Linked DNA regions of Homo sapiens: all the other regions are linked to region 3. Evidence: chromatin contacts called from ENCODE Hi-C or POLR2A ChIA-PET data. All regions are on one chromosome and are shown on one strand. Each heading gives the region's core, a stretch centred on a gene start or an enhancer-like site at or near the end of the contact. The rest is flanking DNA. Distances are from core to core; before and after follow the strand shown. Region 1 overlaps MAPT (microtubule associated protein tau). Region 2 overlaps KANSL1 (KAT8 regulatory NSL complex subunit 1). Region 3 has its middle 29 kb from the start of LRRC37A. Region 4 overlaps KANSL1 (KAT8 regulatory NSL complex subunit 1).

What was found. Hi-C counts contacts between places; a loop is a spot of excess contacts on that map. ChIA-PET counts read pairs that join two places held with the same protein, here RNA polymerase II (POLR2A). Pooled maps may share reads with other maps.
Region 1: a map of natural killer cell shows a loop between it and region 3 (5-fold over the local background). The contact joins two enhancer-like sites. A Hi-C loop is called at or near these places in 2 of 168 maps with a recorded cell type or tissue (ascending aorta and natural killer cell) and 2 of 50 pooled maps. POLR2A ChIA-PET finds 5 or more read pairs at or near these places in 7 of 52 experiments (AG04450, BJ, CD4-positive, alpha-beta T cell and 4 more).
Region 2: a loop to region 3 is called in a pooled map, with 5 times the contacts of the local background. The contact joins two enhancer-like sites. A Hi-C loop is called at or near these places in 1 of 168 maps with a recorded cell type or tissue (endothelial cell of umbilical vein) and 4 of 50 pooled maps. POLR2A ChIA-PET finds 5 or more read pairs at or near these places in 4 of 52 experiments (A549, GM12878, OCI-LY7 and 1 more).
Region 4: a loop to region 3 is called in a pooled map, with 1.9 times the contacts of the local background. The contact joins two enhancer-like sites. A Hi-C loop is called at or near these places in 2 of 50 pooled maps. POLR2A ChIA-PET finds 5 or more read pairs at or near these places in 2 of 52 experiments (AG04450 and GM12878).

What each region holds. Positions count from the first base shown.
Region 1 is chr17:46,019,264-46,024,078 of GRCh38, reverse strand. MAPT (microtubule associated protein tau) reads right to left here. Exons shown (of 13, transcript NM_001377265.1): 13 at 1-123. Among named protein-coding and RNA genes, the nearest start is that of STH, 22 kb to the right of the region's middle. RefSeq lists an enhancer at 1-577. Within about 2 kb of position 3,463, at least 6 of the 41 ENCODE cell types and tissues checked have a DNase peak (open chromatin) inside an H3K27ac peak, as active enhancers do; they include CD4-positive, alpha-beta T cell and natural killer cell, where a contact is called at or near this core.
Region 2 is chr17:46,119,072-46,123,919 of GRCh38, reverse strand. All of the region lies in intron 2 of KANSL1 (KAT8 regulatory NSL complex subunit 1), which reads left to right. Among named protein-coding and RNA genes, the nearest start is that of KANSL1, 72 kb to the left of the region's middle. Within about 2 kb of position 2,644, at least 3 of the 41 ENCODE cell types and tissues checked have a DNase peak (open chromatin) inside an H3K27ac peak, as active enhancers do.
Region 3 is chr17:46,264,214-46,268,980 of GRCh38, reverse strand. It overlaps a transcript of LRRC37A not described here and the pseudogene LOC100132570. Among named protein-coding and RNA genes, the nearest start is that of LRRC37A, 29 kb to the left of the region's middle. Within about 2 kb of position 2,665, at least 33 of the 41 ENCODE cell types and tissues checked have a DNase peak (open chromatin) inside an H3K27ac peak, as active enhancers do; they include CD4-positive, alpha-beta T cell and natural killer cell, where a contact is called at or near this core.
Region 4 is chr17:46,099,426-46,104,021 of GRCh38, reverse strand. All of the region lies in intron 2 of KANSL1 (KAT8 regulatory NSL complex subunit 1), which reads left to right. Among named protein-coding and RNA genes, the nearest start is that of KANSL1, 92 kb to the left of the region's middle. Within about 2 kb of position 2,746, at least 4 of the 41 ENCODE cell types and tissues checked have a DNase peak (open chromatin) inside an H3K27ac peak, as active enhancers do.

The sequences.
Region 1 (4,815 bases), core at 2,214-4,713, 250 kb after region 3:
GACATTGCTGAGATGCCGTGGAGACGTGTCCCCAGACACCACTGGCGACTTGTACACGATCTCCGCCCCGTGGTCTGTCTTGGCTTTGGCGTTCTCGCGGAAGGTCAGCTTGTGGGTTTCAATCTGCAAGAAGAGGAAGGGAGGGAGGGTGAGATGAAGTGCCAGAGAAAGACCAGCCCTGCCAACTGCCCTGCCAGGCCTGGCCCAGAGTGCCAGGGACTGTTTTTTGTTTGTTTTTGAGACAGGGTCTTGCTCTATCGCCCAGGCTAGAGTGCGGTGGCACAATCTCACCTCACTGCAGCCTTGACCTCCCAGGCTCAGGTGATTCTCCCACCTCAGCCTCCCGAGTAGCTGGGATTACAGGTGCATGCCACCACACCTGGCTAATTTTTTGTATTTTTAATAGAAACGGGGTTTTGCTATGTTGCCCAGGCTGGTCTTGAACTCCTGGACGCAAGCAATCTGCCCGCCTCAGCCTCTCAGAGTGCTGCCATTACAGGCGTGAGCCACTGCGCCTGGCCAGGAGCTGTTGTTTTTATTGTCTTCCAATTGGTAATACCTGTGCCCACTCCTTCCCTGACCTGCCTCCCAGGCACCCAGGTACCCTCCCCAGAGACAGTGATCATTTTAAGTTTCTTGTGTACCCTCCAGAGATATTCCACACATAAACAAACACGTGTGAGTGTATAGATACACAGGCTGCTTAGTATTCCGTCGCCACGGATGTACCAAAAGGCATCTACTCCTCTGTGGATGGATGTGTAGGCTGCTCCCGCCTTTAGTGATTACAGGCAATGGTGTGTATGAACAACCTCAGATAAATAAACCCGTATGAACATCATGTCACACACGTGTAAGTGGGTCCTAGAAGTGAAGCTCTTAGGTCAAAAGGCATGCACATTTTATTTTAATAGATATTGCCAGATTGCAAAGGAAAATGTGGAAGGAGAAGCTGGAGAAGATCAAGGATGTCTCCCACAGCCACTGATGCCCAGACATGAGCCACACATTCCTCCTGTTTGCCAGTGACTGATGAGTTTGGAGGGGCAGCAACTGTGGGCAACACTGGCAGGTGGGCCACAAAACATGACATGACAAAGGCCTTTTTATGTGTGGATGGGTGGATGGATGACTGTCTAGCGACTTATCTATCCATCTATTTATCTATCTATCTATCTATCAATCATCTACCTATCTACTTGCCCAGGCTGGCCTCAAATTCCTGGGCTCAAGCAATCTTCCCACCTTAACCTCCAGAGCAACTGGGACTACAGGCTCATGCCATCGTGCCTGGCTGAAGCCCTTTTGAAAGTAGAGAAACACATGACCTAGCCAGGAGTCCCAAAGGATACCAGGAAACACAGAAGCAGAAAGTGTTCACTGGAGAAGTGAGCAGTGCACAGCAATTCCTGATGACCCTGAAGTGGCCGACACGGTCATTCTCAGCCCTTTTTGGGTCCTAGGCTCTTTGAGCATCTGGTAAAGCCAAAAATATGTGTGCACATGTCCATCCACACTCACACACAGCCATTTTCCATATAATTTTAGGAGTCCATGGATGCGGGGTGAAGGGCCCCTATTGCAGGGGCTTGAATGGGCGTAGAGAAAACCAGGTTCGCATTTAAGCTAGATGCATATTTTGTTCATTTGGGGTCACTACTTTGAAAAAAGGATTGTTCTCTATTACTGTATACTGTATTTTATCTTTTTTTTTTTTTTTTTTTTGAGACAAAGATTCACCTTGTCACCCACGCTGGAGTGCAGTGGCACGATCTCAGCTCACTGCAACCTCCGCCTCCGGGATCAAGCAATTCTCCTGCCTCGGCCTCCCAAGTAGCTGGGACTACAGGTGTGTGCCACCACACCCAGCTAATTTTTGTATTTTTTGTAGAGATGGGATTTGGCTGTGTTGGCCAGGTTGGTCTTGAACTCCTGATTTCAGGTGATCTGCCTGCCTTGGCCTCCCAAAGTGCTGGGGTTACAGGCATGAGCCACCATGCCTGACCTGTTACTGTATTTTCTTGAAAGACCATTTAATACAGGCTTTGATAAAAATATTTATGTTAATGTTTTTTGAAGTGTTTTTTAAGACATTCCTGGGAATGTCCAAAAATCCCCAAACTGAAAGGAACCCAGGAGGCTGGTGGTGTGCCCCACTGCTTGTTAGCAATTTTTCTCAATACACTGGGAAAACAGGGGACTAATGCTGCGGGGATCCCCAGGACCAGGATGGTGTTTTCTGAGTAGGGGGCAGGGCCCTGCCTACCCTTCCTGAGCTATCACATGGACGAGTTTGAAACAGAAGGAGCCAAGAAGCTGAGACTCAGCGTGGCTCTAACTCAGGTTCTTAGAGGACTGCAACGCACCAGGAACCTTCCAGAACATTGTCTTTTTTGGGTCTCACAACCACCCCGGGACGTAGGTACAGCATTTCCATTTCATCTTGCTGAAGGAGAAACTGAGGCTGAGAGGATTTGCGGATCTTGACTTTCAAAGCAGAGTCAAGCCCAGAGCTTTTCCTAACACAGAGAAGCTTCCAGAGACTGTGAGGGGCCTCCTTTCACCCAGGAAATCACCAATGCTCAGGCCCTATCCAGACCCACTCAGTCAGACTGTGGGGATGGGGCCAGGCCCAGATATCTTTAAAGTGCCCCGAGGCTGGGAGGCCCTGCCTTAGACCAGGGGAGGCCTGGGGTTAGAAACAGCAGAGAAGCTTACTGCTTCCCCAGATAACTGGACCTGGCCCCCACATCTCTTGAGGCGGACAGCCTCCTGGTCCCTCCTCGTTTTCTCACTTTGGATAGCGACCCAGCCGCTGAAAAGTATCCCTGTCGCGCAACCCGAGAGCTCTCGGCCAGCTACGGGCCAGTGCCCTCCCCTGCCTCAGGGCGTGTCTGGAGGTAAGGTCTGCCCCAGGCCACAGTTCGCAGCATCTGCAGCAAGGCTGTATCAGCAAACCCTTCTCACAAAACTACATTGTTAGACATTAATCACAAATACAAGATGAGGGTGCCCATCTGTTCAGAACCAGAGGCAGTGGCAAGAGGGGAGGGCGGGGACTGGCCAGGGCAGGGGTCTCTCAGCTGCTACTTGAGTGGCCTGGTGGAAAGACGGCCCGGCTGCCACTTCCACCCAACTGGGCCACCATGAGAAGCATACTTTCTCATGCTGACTTGGGTCTCAGACCCTATACCCTTTCTGGGACGCCCTGATATGGTTTGGCTGTGTCCCCACCCAAATGTCATCTTGAATTGTAGTTCCCACAATTCCTACATGTTGTGGGAGGGACCTGGTGGGAGGTAATTGAATCATAGAGGAGGGTCTTTCCCGTGCTGTTCTCATGATAGTGAATAAGTCTCCCGAGATCTGATGGTTTTATAAAGGGGAGTTCCCCTGCACAAGCTCTTTTCTCTTGTCTGCCACCGTGTGAGACAAGCCTTTCACCTTCCACCATGATTGTCAGGCCTCCCCAGTCACGTGGAACTGTGAGTCCATCAGACCTCTATCTTTTAGACTGCCCAGTATCGGGTATGTCTTCATCAGCGGCGTGAAAACGGACTAATACAATCCCTTTTCCCTCCACCACTCCCCAGTCAGCTGCTGGGAGACCCTGAAGGTTGGAAAGTGAGCCACTCCCAGAACTTCAGGCTGGGTGTGGGCCTGAAACCCCAGAGGGTGCTTGGCTGCGCTTCTGCAGAAGAGAAGCAGCAGCTACCAGACCGCATCCTGTGCCAGGCCTAGACAGAGCTCACCCAGCGCCACACACACCCTCACTGCACAGACACCCACAGCAAGACCTAGAGACTAGAAACTGCTGGGGACACCAAGGCCCCAGCAGCCTCATGTGGATACTTCCAAGACAGGCAGGCAGAGGCTTTGCTGAAATCAGGATTTCGGCATCATTGTTTTGCTCTAAGTGCCTAGTAACCCATTTAGAAAATTAGGTTATGTTCCCATGACTTGTTCTTGGTGCGCCACAGCTGACTGGGGATGTCCACTTCCTTTTTTAGTTGCCTGCAAACATCAGGGCCTAGGACAGTGGTTCTCGCTTTTTTTTTTTTTTTTGTGAGATGGAATCTCACTCTGTTGCCCAGGCTGGAGTGCAGTGGCACGATCTCGGCTCACTACAACCTCTGTCCCCTGGGTTCAAGCAATTCTCATGCCTCAGCCTCCCAAGTAGCTGGGATTACAGGCACGCACCACCACACCCAGCTAACTTTTGTATTTTTAGTAGAGATGGGGTTTTACCATGTTGGCCAGGCTGGTCTTGAACTCCTGACCTCAAGCCATCTGCCCACCTTCGCCTCCCAAGGTGCTGGGATTACAGGCATGAGCCACCGCACCCAGCCAGTTCTCACTTTTGACTGCACTGAAGAATCACCTGGGAGCTTTAAAAACTGCAGTGACTTAGGCCGAGCACTGTGGCTCACACCTGTAATCCCAGCACCTTGGGAGGCCGAGGTGGGCATATTGCTTGACCTCAGGAGTTCAAGACCAGCCTGGGCAACGTGGCAAAACCTCGTCTCCACAGGAAATACAAAATATTTAGCCAGGCATAGTGGCAGGTACCTGTAGTTCCAGCTACCTGGGAGGCTGAGGTGGGAAGATCACCTGACCCAGGGAGGTAGAGGCTGCAGTGAGCCGAGATCATGCCAGTGCACTCCAGCCTGGATGACAGAGGGAGACTGATATGGTTTGGCTGTGTCCCCACCCAAATCTCATCTTGAATTGTAGCTCCCATAATTCCATGTGTCATGGGAGGGACCCAGTGGGAGGTAACTGAATCATGGGGGCGGGTCTTTCCCATGCTGTTCT
Region 2 (4,848 bases), core at 1,395-3,894, 150 kb after region 3:
TCCAATAGAATGCTGTTTTTTCTACATTGCTGACATGTTGTTTAATGGAGCCATCTTCATCGATGATCTTAGCTAGATCTTCTGGATAACTTGCCACAGCTTCTCCATCAGCACTTGTTGCTTCACCTTGCACTTTTAGGTTATTGGAGATGGCTTATTTCCTTAAACTTCGTAAAGCAGCCTCCGTCATCTTCAGACTTTGCTTCTGCAGCTTCCTCACCTCTCTCAGTCTTCATGGAATTGAAGAGGATTAGGGTCTTGTTCTGGATTAGGCTTTCAGTTTAATGGAATGTTGTGGCTGGTTTGATCTATACAGACCACTAAAACTTTGTCCATATCAGCAATAAAGCTGCTTCTCTTGCTTACGATTTGTGTGTTCACTGGAGTAGCACTTTTTAAATTTTCTCCAAGAACTTTTGCATTTACAAGTTTGCTAACTGGTACAAGAGGCCTTACTTTCAGCCTATGTTGGCTTTCAACATACCTTTCTCAGAAGCTTAATCACTTCTAGCTTTTAAAAAATATATATTCTTTTTCTTTTTTGAGATGGAGTCTCGCTCTGCCGCCCAGGCTGGAGTGTGGTGGCACGATCTTGGCTCACTGCAACCTCTGCCTCCCGGGCTCAAGTGATTCTCCTGCCTCAGCCTCCTGAGTAGCTGGGACTACAAGTGCGCAATGCCACACCCACATAATTTTTGTATTTTTAGTAGAGAGGGGGTTTCGCCATGTTGGCCAGGCTGGTCTCAAACTCTTGACCTCAGGTGATCCGCCTGCCGCCGCCTCCCAAAGTGTTGGGATTACAGGCATGAGCCACTGCGCCCCGTCTCTAAAAAAAATTCTTTTCTTTCAGCTATTTTACCAGAAAACATCCGCAAGTGTCTATTTCTAGCTTTTGATTTAAAGCGAGAGCTGTAGACTCTTCCACTTGAACACTTAAAGGCCATTGAGGAGTTACTAATTGGCCTAATTTCAATATTGTTGTGTTTCAGGGAATAGGGAAACAAGAGGAGAGGGAGAGAGACAGGGGAATGGCCATTCAGTGGAGTAGTGAGAACACACATTTTTATCAGTTAAGTTTTCCATCTTTTATGGGTGCGGTTCGTGGTACCTCCAGAAATTACAATGGCAGTGTCAGAGATCACTGATCACAGATCATCATAACAGATAATGAAAACATTTGAAATATTGTGAGAATTACCCAAATGTGTCACATGGACATGAAGTGAGTGCACGCTGTTGGAAGAATGACGCTAATAGACTTGCTTGATGCAGGGTTGCCATAAACATTGAATTTGTTTTTTTTTAAAACAGCATCTGCAAAGTGCAGTAAAGTGAAGCTTTACTTGCTTGATGAGGTTAGATTACTTCAGTTTCTAACCCACTTTTGTAGTCGATAGGAGATCACCCCCATTATTTCTCAGCCAGTTAATCTCGTGGTACTTTTGTTAGGAATATGATTAAAAGTGTTTCATATTTCCAGTATGAATACTTGTTTAAGTATTTATGGCTGAATGCATCTTTATCTTTATGATAGCAGCCTAAATATGCTTGTGTCCTACCCATAGATCTGTTCCTAAGTGTGGTATGCTTTGTGGCTGTGTTAGTGGCTAGAAAACAGATGGGGACATCCCGAAGGCAGCAGGCTAGTCTCCTCAAACTGTAGACATTTTTTTCTGATAGAGGGGCTTGAAGCCTTTAAGAGAGTCAAAGGAACTTCTGTGTTTCCAGAATCAGTTACTGATTTGTTGAGAATTGGGGCTTTATTTTTTTAGACTGTAGTTGCTAGCACCTGTATGTCACCTTTAGGAACCTTGACAGATGGTCCCCAACTTACTATAGTTCAAATTATGGTTTTTCAACTTTATTATCGTGTGAAAACTGGAAACTGTACTTTGAGTACCCACAGCCGTTGTTTTCACTTTCAGTACAGTCTTCAGTAAATGAGTTATTCATGCTTTGTTATAAAATAGGCTTTGTGTTAGATGATTTTGCCCAACTGTAGGATAATGTATGTGTTCTGAGCACGTTAAGGTAGGCCCAGCTAAGCTTTGATGTTCAGTAGGTTAGGTGCGTTAAATGCATTTTCATCTTATGATATTTTCAAATTATGATGGGTTTATTGGGACAAAACCCCCATTGTAAGTTGAGGAGAATCTGTACACCATAGTTTATTCATTCAACAAATAATTACTAAGTGCTTTTTAAGGCCAGAAACCTCAGTTGCTGCATTTATTTTCTAGTGGGGTGGGGGGGTCAATAAAATAACAAAGTAGAATATATATTTGGTTGCAGCAAATGCTATGCAGAAAAAAATAAAGCAGGTAAGAGGGATAAGGAGTACAGGGGAAAACAATGCAGTGATAAATAGGGTCATCAGGGAAAAAGGCCTAACTATGAAAGTGATATTTGTGTCAGGATGTGAAGTCAGCTGTGTGAGCATTTGTGGAAGATATTTTGGACAAAAAGAACAGCCAGTGCCAAAACTTTAAGGACAGAGACTGCCTGAAGTAATCCGGCAAGCAAACCAGTGTAGCTTCAACAGCAAGTGGTGAAGAGGACACAGGAGGTGAAGTCATAGACAGAAAAGGGAACTGAGGTAGGTGGAGACAGGTTGTGTGGAACCTAGTAGGCCTGTTGTGAGGATTGTAGCTCTTGCTCTAAGGTAGAATGCCAGTTCCTGCTTTGAGTAGAGGAGTGACATGATCTGATTAGTTTGTGGACAGAAGCAAAAAAAAAAAAAAGAGTTAGGGGGCTACTATAATAACCTAGTGAGAGAATGGTGTCTTGGGTTCCAGTGGTGGTGGTAAAGTGTGAGAATTAAGGTTCAATTCTGGATATATTTTGAAGTTAGAGCAGGTAGGATTTGCTGATGGGCTGGATGTATGGGTTATAAAAGAGGAAGGAATTTTTGGTCTGAGCAAGTGGATGGAAGGTATTGCTCTTTACTGAGATGGGAAGACTGGGAAAACTAGGTGGGAGCAGGGGAGAAGATCGGAGTTCAGTTTATGTTACTGTGATAAAGATAATGAGATGCTGAAACATTCTCTCTTTGAATCTAGCTGTATTTTTTGGTATTGCATATTGTAAAATTTCGTGGTAAGTACATGTTTTACATTTGTCAAAATTCAAAACAAAGCGAACCTTGATGTAAATGGACTTTGGTTAATAAGAATATGCAAGTATTGGCTCATTAAGTATAATAAATGTGCAAAGGAAATGGAAGGGAGGGTATATGGGTACTCTGCTGTCTACTCAGTTCATTAAACCTCAAATTACTTTAAAATATAGTCTATTAATTTAAAAAATTAATCATGTTAACTTACACTATCATGTTTTCTTTGATTGTTGAGGTCATTTCTGGGGGTCTGTCTTTTATTTAGTGACAGCATGTTGACTTGCCCCTCGCTCCCACTTGTTTCTGACATAATTTCATACCAAGCATATATCCACAGTAGACCTCCTTTCTTTCATGGAAATGCACAGCTTATATAAATATATTGTAGAAAATTGCTGCTTTTACTTAGACTAAAAGACACAAGAGTCCCCTGTAACAAACAGCTTGAAGTTATTTCATTTCACTGAGGTTTGTACAGGGTTCCTGAAACTGTCCTGTTTCAGGAGCTGCCAGATAACCTGATCCTAGAGTGAAACTCACTTTGGCATTCAGATTTTGTCTATGTTGATATACCTCAACAGTTTAAGATTCTTTTTTAACTTACATGGCTCCATGAAAGAGGGATGTGATGTTTCAGTGTTCAGTTTTGGTAGCTATTAATTATCCCTTGTAGCCTTCCACTTAGAAGTGATACTTTCAGATTGAACATTGTTTCTTAAGTTTTTTCCTTTCCACCCCTCTCTCTTCTTCTTCAGAAATAAAGCTCTGCATGTGTGTTGGTGTGTTTTAAGTATAATTTTTAATCTGTTTGTGGAACCACAGAAATGGATCCAAGAGGTAGGTAAGGTCTTAAATTGAATTTGATGTTAAATAAGCTGGCCTTTGACCCATAGGCAATGAGTGAGGAGCACCGTTGGGTGTAAGACTAGAAGCAGAAATACTAGGCATTTTAGAGGCCAGGTGAAGGGTGAATAAGGACATTTAGGTCAATTGAAATAAAAAGAAAAAGACAGATGTGAAATGTAGAAGGACTTAATTATGGTAGGAACTTAGTGATTTGGAGCCTGGCAGCCTGAGCAGGAAGGTGAAAACATTGACAGTAGGCAAGTTTAGAGGAAGAGCTAGTTTTAGATGAAAGATTGGAATTTGTACAAGTTGAATTTTAGATGAAGTGTAGTGGTTAAAATTCAGGACTCTGGGCCGGGTGTGGTGGCTCACGCCTGTATCCCCAGCGCTTTGGGAGGCCGAGGTGGGCAGCTCTCTTGAGGTCAGGAGTTTGAGAGCAGCCTGGCCAACATGGTGAAACCTCGTCTTTACTAAAAATACAAAAATTAGCTGGACGTGGTGGCGTGCACCTGTAATTCCAGCTACCCGGGAGGCTGAGGTACGAGATCAGTTGAACCTGGGAAGCGGAGGTTGCAGTGAACCAAGATTGCGCCTGGGCAACTGAGCGAGACTCCCCATCTCAAAAAAAAAAAAAAGAAAAAGAAAATTGAGGACTCTGGAGCCAGATTACCCGTATACAGATGTAGATTTTACCTGTGCTTGCTTCTCTGACAAATGACCTAACCCCTTGACAAATGACCTCTTTTTCTCCATCTGTAGTATGGGGATAGTAGGCACCGTTTCATAGAGTTGTTATAATGATGAAATGATGAAAAGTCATGTAATGTTGTAGCACAATGCCCGGAACAAAGGAAGCATTCAGCAAAAGCTGCTATGTATAGGATCCA
Region 3 (4,767 bases), core at 1,416-3,915:
CATGAAGCAGTGATCTGTTAACTAGACAGGTCAGTTATCTGAGCTGTGTAAATCACTGTCTGGCACAACAGTTGAATCACCTTGACACTGAGCTCAGGAGCAGCCCATTTAAGAAGCATCTTGTAAATAACAAAGTGACACCTTCGAGATTACAGTTGTAACTATGCAGGTCATTCATAGAGTAGCTTTGGGCTCTCTTCTAAAGGAGGACCCATTACATGAAGATAGACCTTTCATGTCTTGTTGCCGATGTCTCTTGTGATCCAGAAATGCCAGGATGGTTGTTTCAAATGCATTGGGTATGAATTGCACCTTGAATTTGCCCTTCCCTTTTTGGGTTAAACCTTTTCACATAGCTGCTGCTGCTCCTCAGCAGTCCATCCCCTGGACAGAGATGGCCTCTCAGGACCTGGAGCAGAGCTGTAGGAAGCTGCCCTCTCTTATGGTAGATGTGGCCCATCACAATATACCTGCTGCCTGGACAAAATAACCAGAACATTAATTCATAGCGTCTTTTAAATGCCATGAAACAGAAAATATAAGGCCTTTAAGAAATACCTAAGCTGCAATCTACTATCTTGCTGCACAAGTTGAAACTGATATTTAGTCTACAGGCAAGGTGGAAACAGTCTAGCGACCTTTAGAAGATAACCAACCCAACCAGGCCAGTGCAGTGGCTCACGCCTTTAATCCTAGCACTTTGGGAGGCCGAGGCGGGCAGATTACTTGAGGTCAGGAGTTTGAGACCAGCCTAGCCAACATGGTGAAACCCCATCTGTACTAAAAATACAAAAAGTAGCACGGGGTGTGGGGAAGGGAAAGCAATACGTAACCAGCCCACATTACAGAACAAAGGTCCTTATCACATTGTATCAGGATTTCCCAGAGCACATGCCTAGAAAGATGTGGGAGTGGGGCTGGGCGCAGTGGCTCAGCCTGTAATCCCAGCTACTTGGGAGGCTGAGGGCAGGAGAATGGCTTGAACCTGGGGGACGGAGGTTGCAGTGAGCTGAGATGGCGCCATTGCACTCCAGCCTGGGCAACAGAGCGAGACTCTGTCTAAAAAAAAAAAAAAAAAAAAAAAAAAGATGTGGGAGTGGGTATTCCCCGCTACCAACCCTCCACACACTCCCCCAAAAAAGCAGCTTTTCTAAACTCAGTTCTGTACAGTCCCTTCTGGCAATGGTGTTTGGTGGTCGCTCACTCCATTTGTCAACATCTATTTATTGACAGCCCGCTTTGTGCCAACAGCTGCCGTTCTCACCCGTGGGGGTGGGGCTGACGGTGCTTAAATCACAGTGGCGGAAATAATACCTGTCGTCTAAATCCTAATCATGTTACAATACTGTCCCCCATCCGTCCCAAAAAAAGACTGGACGACCCACAGCCCGGGCTGTGGCACCCACGTTACAAACGGTGGTATAAAGTACATATGCAGCGTCATTCAGCTCAGTTTCAATACCAGGTTTAAACTCTGGACACGGTTTATTGCAGCTGGAGGAGTCCAGGACTAACATGTGGACTCGGAAGAAGAAGACGTCGGGGGTGAGTGAGGTACAGGCGGTTCATCTTGTACAGCCCGTCCCGATCCACCAGCAGGGTCACCAGCCAGATGCCCGCGCCCAGCACGTCCACGTCATGCACTATCCCGTTCATCGCTGCTTCCAAAAAACAGTTTGGGAACCCCAGTTCCTCTCCCAGTCCCTGGGCGTTGGTTTTTAGCAACAGCGAAACGGCCCGCATGGGTCGGGCGCCCTGGGATCTCGCGTGCAGGATTCTCCGGGACTCGGAAAGGCTCGCGGGGCGGCGGCGCGGCGGCCGGGCTCACCGATTTCGCGCTTGCAGAACGCCTCTCGCCCGTCCATGCCCGCCCGGCAAGCGCAAGCGCAGAGCTCGGCGCCGGGCTCCGCGTCCCTGCGCGGCTGACTGAGGCCGAATCTGAAGCTGAGGCGCGGCGGCGGCGCGGGCGGCGAGCCGGGGGCCGGCACAACGGCGCGCGGCCGGTTGGGGTGGGCAGGGCCGGCGGGGCCCTCGGCGGCGCGCGCGCGCGGCCGGGCGGCGGGGAAGCGTAGGGCCCGTGAGCGCGCGCGTCTCGGGGCTTCCTCCGTCGCGGGCCCGCGGCGCGGCGACGCGCGGTTCTCGGCTTGCGCCAGGCGCGGGCCTGTGGGAGCGTGTGCGGCCTCACGGAAGGTGGCCCGGTTGTCGGCCGGCGGCTGAGGCCTGGGCGCCCCCTCCCCAGATCCCCGCTCCGCTCCCAGGGCTCCGCACTACACCGATCTTACTTTTTCTCTCCACCGGAGCTTCGGGGGATGATCCGACGATTAAACAGAGGAGCCAGAAAGCTCTAGCTGTCATTTTTGCAGACAGGGTTCCCAGGCTCTAAAAGTGAGCCTGGGCTTTTGCTTGCTTTCTCTCCTCTAACCCCTTCTCCACACCCGCGTCCCCGTTCATGCTAATGAGGGGCAGCCTTTGGGGAAACGGGAATCACTCGCTGAGCAGACCATTGGAACAAAACCGAGCCGCAGGGATTTCTCCCTCTTCCTTCCTAAGGGGGACGAGCACATGGCCTCGCAAAGTTGTCCCCGAGAATGTCTGTCCTGTGATCTGCGGGCGAGGATAGCATCACAGCCTAAACTTTAAACTCGTGTGCGTTTGCGCGCTGCGGTGGGGGCAGCAGAGGGTGGGGTGACAAGTGCGGAGAATAAGGGTGTTTCGGGACTGAGGGACTGAGTGGGGGAGAAAGAGTGATGGCCGCTTTTTTCTAGATTAGGTCAACAACAAATAGGAAAATAGTGCTTAAGACAGCGTGGGTTTGTGGAAGGGAGGAGATTCCAGATGACAGAGAATGTATCCTGGAATGTGTATGTTAGGCAATTTCTAGAGACACCAAGTCACTGCTTCCTAAGTTTAGTAAAACTGTTTCATTATATATGACAGCTCACTGTAACCTCTGCCTCCCGGGTTCAAGCGATTCTCGTGCCTCAGCCTCCCAAGTAGCTGGGATTACAGGCATACGCCACCATGCCAGGCTAATTTTTGTATATTTAGCAGAGACGGGGTTTCACCGTGTTGGCCAGGCTGGTCTCAAACGCCCGACCTCAAGCCATCCACCCGCCTTGGCCTTCCAAAGTGCTGGAATTACAGGCATCAGCCACGACGGCCGGCACAGAGGTCTAATTATTAATCAGAAGGTTGCCTGTTGAGGCCGGGCATGGTGGCTCGTGCTTGTAATCCCAGGACTTTGGGAGCCTGAGACAGGAGGATCTCTTGAGCTCAGGAGTTCAAGACCAGCCTGAGCAACATGGAGAGACCCTGTCTCTACAAAAAATACAAAAATTAGCCGGGCATGGTAGCTCACGCCTTGGTCCCAGCCACATGGGAAGCTGAGGTGGGAGGATCGCTTGAGCCTAGGAGGTGGAGGTTGCAGTGAGCCGAGATCGTGCCACTGCACTCCAGCCTGGGTGACGGAGACCCTGTCTCAAAACCGAAAAAAAAAGAAAGAAGAAGAAGAAGGAAGAGGAGGAGGAAGAGGAGGAGGAGAGGAAGAGGAAGAAGAGTAGGAAGAGGAGGAGGAGGAAGGAGGAGGAGAAGGAAGAGAAAAGAAGAAGGAGAAGAAGGAGAAGGAGGAGAAGAAGAAGAAGAAGAGGAGAAAAAAAGAAGAAGAGGAAGAAGAAGAAGAAGAAGAAGAAGAAGAAGAAGAAGAAGAAGAAGAAGAAGAAGAAGAAGAAGAAGAAAGGAAATTTGTCCGTTGAGCATTAAATCAAAGAAGAGAAATTTGCCAAATTGCAGCTGAAGGAGGTGGGTTAATCTACCCTCATTCAGGTGTTGGAGGAATGAATTATCTTCTCCCTCCAAAAGAGCAAACCTCTACAGCCACTGCAAAGCTTGGGTACACCAGAGTCAGGTTCTCCAGACTAGACAGGCCCAGATAAACACTAGTCATATAAACACTAGTAAGTTCATGCCCTCGGGGCCCTGTTCATAGATGTCCTCAGATCCCCTTCTTTCACGTGCTCTTTATTTAAGTCAAGTGGAATAAAATTCACTAGGCTTAAGATTTCTCAGTTACAACCACATCTCTGACATACATTCAAATCACCCACATCCTGCTGGGGGTGTTCCCAAAACTCTTCTGTTGCAGGAATGTTGTGAATGCCCTGAAACCCACACCCTGAAATGTAGAGACAGAGAGCAAGCTGGATGGTTCCCAGGGGCTCCCAGAGCCTCCTGGGGTGGCAACAGCTGGAAGAACTCACCAGAGTCCAGTGCTGGGTCTTGGGCAGTGTCTGGCTTGCAGCCTTAGAAATCACACTAATGGTGGAAGGTACAAAGAGTTCAAAGAGACTGATCTATGTAGCCAGAATGCCAGTTTATTAATTTACAGTGAGAAATCAACTCAGAAATGCAACTCACGTCAGCCTGGGTAGCATTCTCTTTCTATAAACAAGCCACACAGGAAGCCAAGTTATCATCAGGTTGCTTGGTAATATAAACCAGAGCCCAGGGAGTTTGTCACCTGATTGGAATGTTTAACAGTATTGGTTTCTCACAGCCTAATGTGTTCATCTTTACAATAGGTGTGTATACCTGTCGGGAGGAAGAACCCAAGAGACCAACTGGCAACTTCCTTGATAATTTCTGGTATTTTGAGTGTATGTTTCTGCTTAGCAAATATTTATTGAGCATCTACTGTGTGTTGTATAATAAAGAATTTGTAGGCCAGGCTCAGTGGCTCACACATGTAATTCCAGCACTTTGGGAGACTGA
Region 4 (4,596 bases), core at 1,497-3,996, 170 kb after region 3:
GAGTCTCACTCTGTCGCCCAGGCTAGAGTGCAGTGGCGTGATCTTGGCTCACTGCAACCTCTGCCTCCTGGGTTCAAGCAATTCTCCTGCCTCAGCCTCCCGTGCAGCTGGAACTACAGGCCCAGGCCACCACGCCTGGCCAATTTTTTTGTATTTTTAGTAGAGACAGTGTTTCACCATGTTGGTCAGGCTGGTCTTGAACTCCTGATCTCAAATGCTCTACCCACCTCAGCCTCCCAAAGTGCTGAGATTACAGGCATGAGCCAGCACGGCCAGCCTAGAGGTGTCAAATTATCAAGTTTAGAAGTATGGGCTTTGTGTTAAAGGCACAGTCAGTAAAATCCACAATGGAGGAAATTCTAAAGGACAGATAGTGCTGTCTCTTCCACAGATTGTGAGGAAAGAAAATGAGGAGGAGCGTGTTACGAGCTTGTGATGTATTAAGTAAATGAATTGTGTGGATCTTATTTGACTCTGATTTGGAGAAAACTGAGACAATCCAGGAAATTTAACCAGTAACTGGATATTTAACATTAAGGAATTATTGTTTTTTAGATTATAAAATATACTGGTATATATTCTTAAAAGACCTTACATTTTGGAAACATACCGAAATATTTAGAGGTGATGATGTGATGTTGGGAATTGGCTTAAAAATAATTCATAGGGATGGGAGATAGATGTTATAGATGAGGTAGGATTCGCCAAAAGTTGATAGTTGAAATTGGTTGATGGTTTTGTGGGAGTTTATTATCTTTTAGCTTGTATTTGTAAATTTTCATTCAAACAGGGTCTGAGATAAATAAAAGAGCATGAGGAAAGATGAGGATTGCTTATATTGTTTTATAAGATTAACATGGATTGCCAGGTTCTGTGTGACCTGGCCCTGCCTACCTGTATCCATTGTCAAGTTGAATGAATTCTTTTCGTTGTTCACTGTTGGAGTTCTAACCACATAACCATTGTATACATGTCGTTTCTTTGTGACACACCACAGTTCCACCTAATGTCTTCTGCTCCACATCCCCAAGCCCTACCAGTTTGTGCATCCAAGTCCTATTTTATGCTTTGGAGGTCTGTTTAAATATTTATATCACAAGTCTTTCTAGATCCCCCAGTCTAAATCTGACATAGTTAGGATCTCTTATCGTATATTTTATATGATTATTTGATTATTAACATCTATCTGCCCCATTAAATTGTAAACTTTAGCCACAGTTCTTGTTTTTGCATCCCTAACCTAGTCTAATTCTTGGTAACTAATAGTTGCTTAAATATTTGTTAAATGGAAGGAAGAAGGATAGAGTGAGTTCATGGTGGGCTAAATGCTTGGCTGAAATAAACTACCAAAACTACACAAATTTCATTTAAATATTAGAGGTAATCTAGTTGAAGTAGTAAGACAAAAGTGCTGTGTTCAATTTCAAGGGTCTGTCAGGATGAATTGGCAGTTTAGGTAGAATTGGCTCTGGGGCTGGGTGCTGTGGCTCACACCTGTAACTGCAGCACTTTGGGAGGCTGAGGCAGACGGATCATTTGAGGTCAGGAGTTCGAGACCAGCCTGGCCAACACGGCAAAACCCCATCTCTACTAAAAACACAAAAATTAGCCAGGCATGGTGACAGGCACCTGTAATCCCAGCTACTCAGGAGGCTGAGGCAGGAAAATCACTTGAACCCGAGAGGCAGAGGTTGCAGTGAGCTGAGATCGTGCCTCTGCACTCCAGCCTGGGTGACAGAGCGAGATTCCATCTCAAAAAAAAAAGTATTGGCTCTGGTACATTTGTTCCACATTACTACAGATATCTGTAGAAAGCTGACACAACCTAGGTCATGTGACAGATGAGAATGGGTTAAGACGAAGTATGTATCCGAGTTTTTTCCTGGGTTTTACTTTACAACTAAAATGTGGGATATTTAACTCTGGACAGTTTGGTTCTCTTCTTTTTCTCCTTGTGCTTTATCCCCTCCATCTTTTTAAATTTGGTGGTAATGTCACTGATAATGCAATGTCTATTCTAATAGACTACTTTGATTTTTCTGTTTAGAGTGGAACTTTTAGATGACTCTAAAGTTCAAAGCTCAAGAAACTCTCAGAATATGGCTTGTTGCTAACTGAAAACACTTGTTTCCTGAATTTATCTGAGAGGTTTTTCTTTAATCTTATTCTGTTTTTCTTCCTTTTTTGTACCTTTTTGATACGGAATTTAAATCCATGGTTATAATGACTAAATTGTTATTTCTTTTTTTTTTTTTTTTTTTTTTTTTGTAGACAGAGTCTTGCTCTGTCCCCCAGGCTGGAGAGCAGTGGCACGATCTCGACTCACTGTAACCTCTGCCTCCCGGGTTCAAGCGATTCTCCTGCCTCAGCCTCCTGAGTAGCTGGGATTACAGGCGCGTGCTACTAAGCCCGGCTAATTTTTTTTTGTATTTTTAGTAGAGACGGGGTTTCACTATGTTAGTCAGGCTGATCTCAGACTCCTTATCTTGTGATCTGCCTGCCTCGGCCTCCCAAAGTGCTGGGATTACAGGCCTGAGCCACCGTGCCCAGCTGACTAAATTGTTATTCTTATCTAATACATACATTTTAGGTTGCAGTTAGGATTACATCATTGTATGGCTATCACAACTTTGTGAAGCAGATGTTGTTCTTATTTGCAGAGGTCAATTTATATGTTTAGGATCACATAAAGTAAGTAAAAGTGAGAACTTGTCTCCTGATCTTCCCTCTGTTTCACACTGCTTTTGAGCTAGGTAGTGAGTACTTGTGAGTGGTTTTTTGTTTTTGTTTTTTTCATGTGACTCAGCAATTTCAAGATTTCTCATTCCTGCCCCACAGTGACCCTAACTCTTACCCTGAAAACTGTTAATCTGGCAATTGTACGCTCTGGGATGATCTCAGTTTTATTTGAATCTTTTGGTTTTTAAAAGTTATCTAAATAACCTGGAGATTTCAGAACTTAGATGTCTCAGGATTTCCTGCACACTTGGAAGTAGCACATAATCCTTTGTCAATTTATCTACCAGTGTGAATGTAGCACTGTGTAGCTCACTGTGAACAGTCATTTTACTTTAGTTGGCTAATAGAACCTTTGTTTCATTAAAAGGAAAGAATCGAGATGGGACTGAAATCAGAATCAAAGTTGAAATTACCACCATTCGGGTTTTTCTGGCATGTTTGTTGCCTTAATGAGATTTAAAAAAATTTATGTTAATACATCAGGGAAGAGAAGCATAATCCACCAGCCCTGTTCTACTGGATTGACATACAAATTTCCCATCTTAGAATAGAATTAGGTGACTTAATTAGAGGCACTAGGCCTGGTAGTCAACATGTGGTGTTCCATGTGGTTCAATGTCTAGCTTTTGGTGCTACTTATCTAATAAATACAAAAGAGTTGATCTATTGATAATCCCTTTTAAACCCATTGACTATTAATAACTTTAAAGAACTAAAAACAAAAATTAATTTTTAGCCAACATGTAAGCTGAACCCTGAATTTGCAAGGAAAAAAATTAATTACTTTTACTGTATGGTTTAAGTGTGTTTATAGAGGGCGCTTTTTTTTTTTTTTTTTGGGGAGAGGGAGTCTCACTCTGTTGTACAGGCTGAAGGGCAGTGGCGTGTGGTCTGGGCCCACGGCAGCCTCCGTCACCTCCTGGATTCAAGCAATTCTCCTGCCTCAGCCTCCTATGTAGCTGGGATTACAGGCGTGCGCGACTACGTCTGGATAATTTTTTTTATTTTTAGTAGAGATGGGGTTTCACCATAGATTTCACCAATGAGAAGTCTTAAAATTGTTGAGTCACATGAAGAAAACAACAAAAAACCATTCACAGGTACTCACTACCTAGCTCAAAAGCAGTGTGAAACAAACACAGGAAAGATCTATGTTCTTAGAGTCAACAGAGCATTCTCAATTCTCTGTGGTAATAGTCTAACTGTGTAAAAAGAACGATTAAAGTACAAGTTCATAGCTAATGAAATATTTATATACAACAAATATTTCTTATGTAAACCAATACTAGCACATAGCTGGTTAACATTAAGGTGTACTATTCATGTGGTGTCACAAAAGCAAATATTGATACTGCATTTAGGTAACCAAAAAGTAATTCATCATGTAACATTTTAATGAATTTTTGTATAGCACATGGTGACAAAGCCATTTTTACCAATAAAAAGTTTATAAAAGCAATGAGCAAAATACGAGTTGAAAAGAATTCCCACTCAGGTGATAACTACAGTATATATAGTACATGTTTTTGTATGGACTAGGATAAAGCACACGGTAAAATCAAACGTTCTAAGGCATTCTAGTGTCCTACTCAGGCACATAGTTAAAACAGTTATTTCACTAATAGCACAGAAACAAGCATCAGGAATGAGTTGACTCATCAGTGTTAGAATCCACGTGATTTTCTTCATTATTGATAATGACTATATTAGAAACCAAGTCCTCATTGTATTTAAAGTATTATTCTGCAACCTTAGTCCTGTGTTCTTTCCTGAAGTCTGTATGGTATAACATTAAACATGTCCCTAATGTTCAATGTGTGTCCCTTGTTTTGAGCTGTAAATTGTCAGAGTGATAAA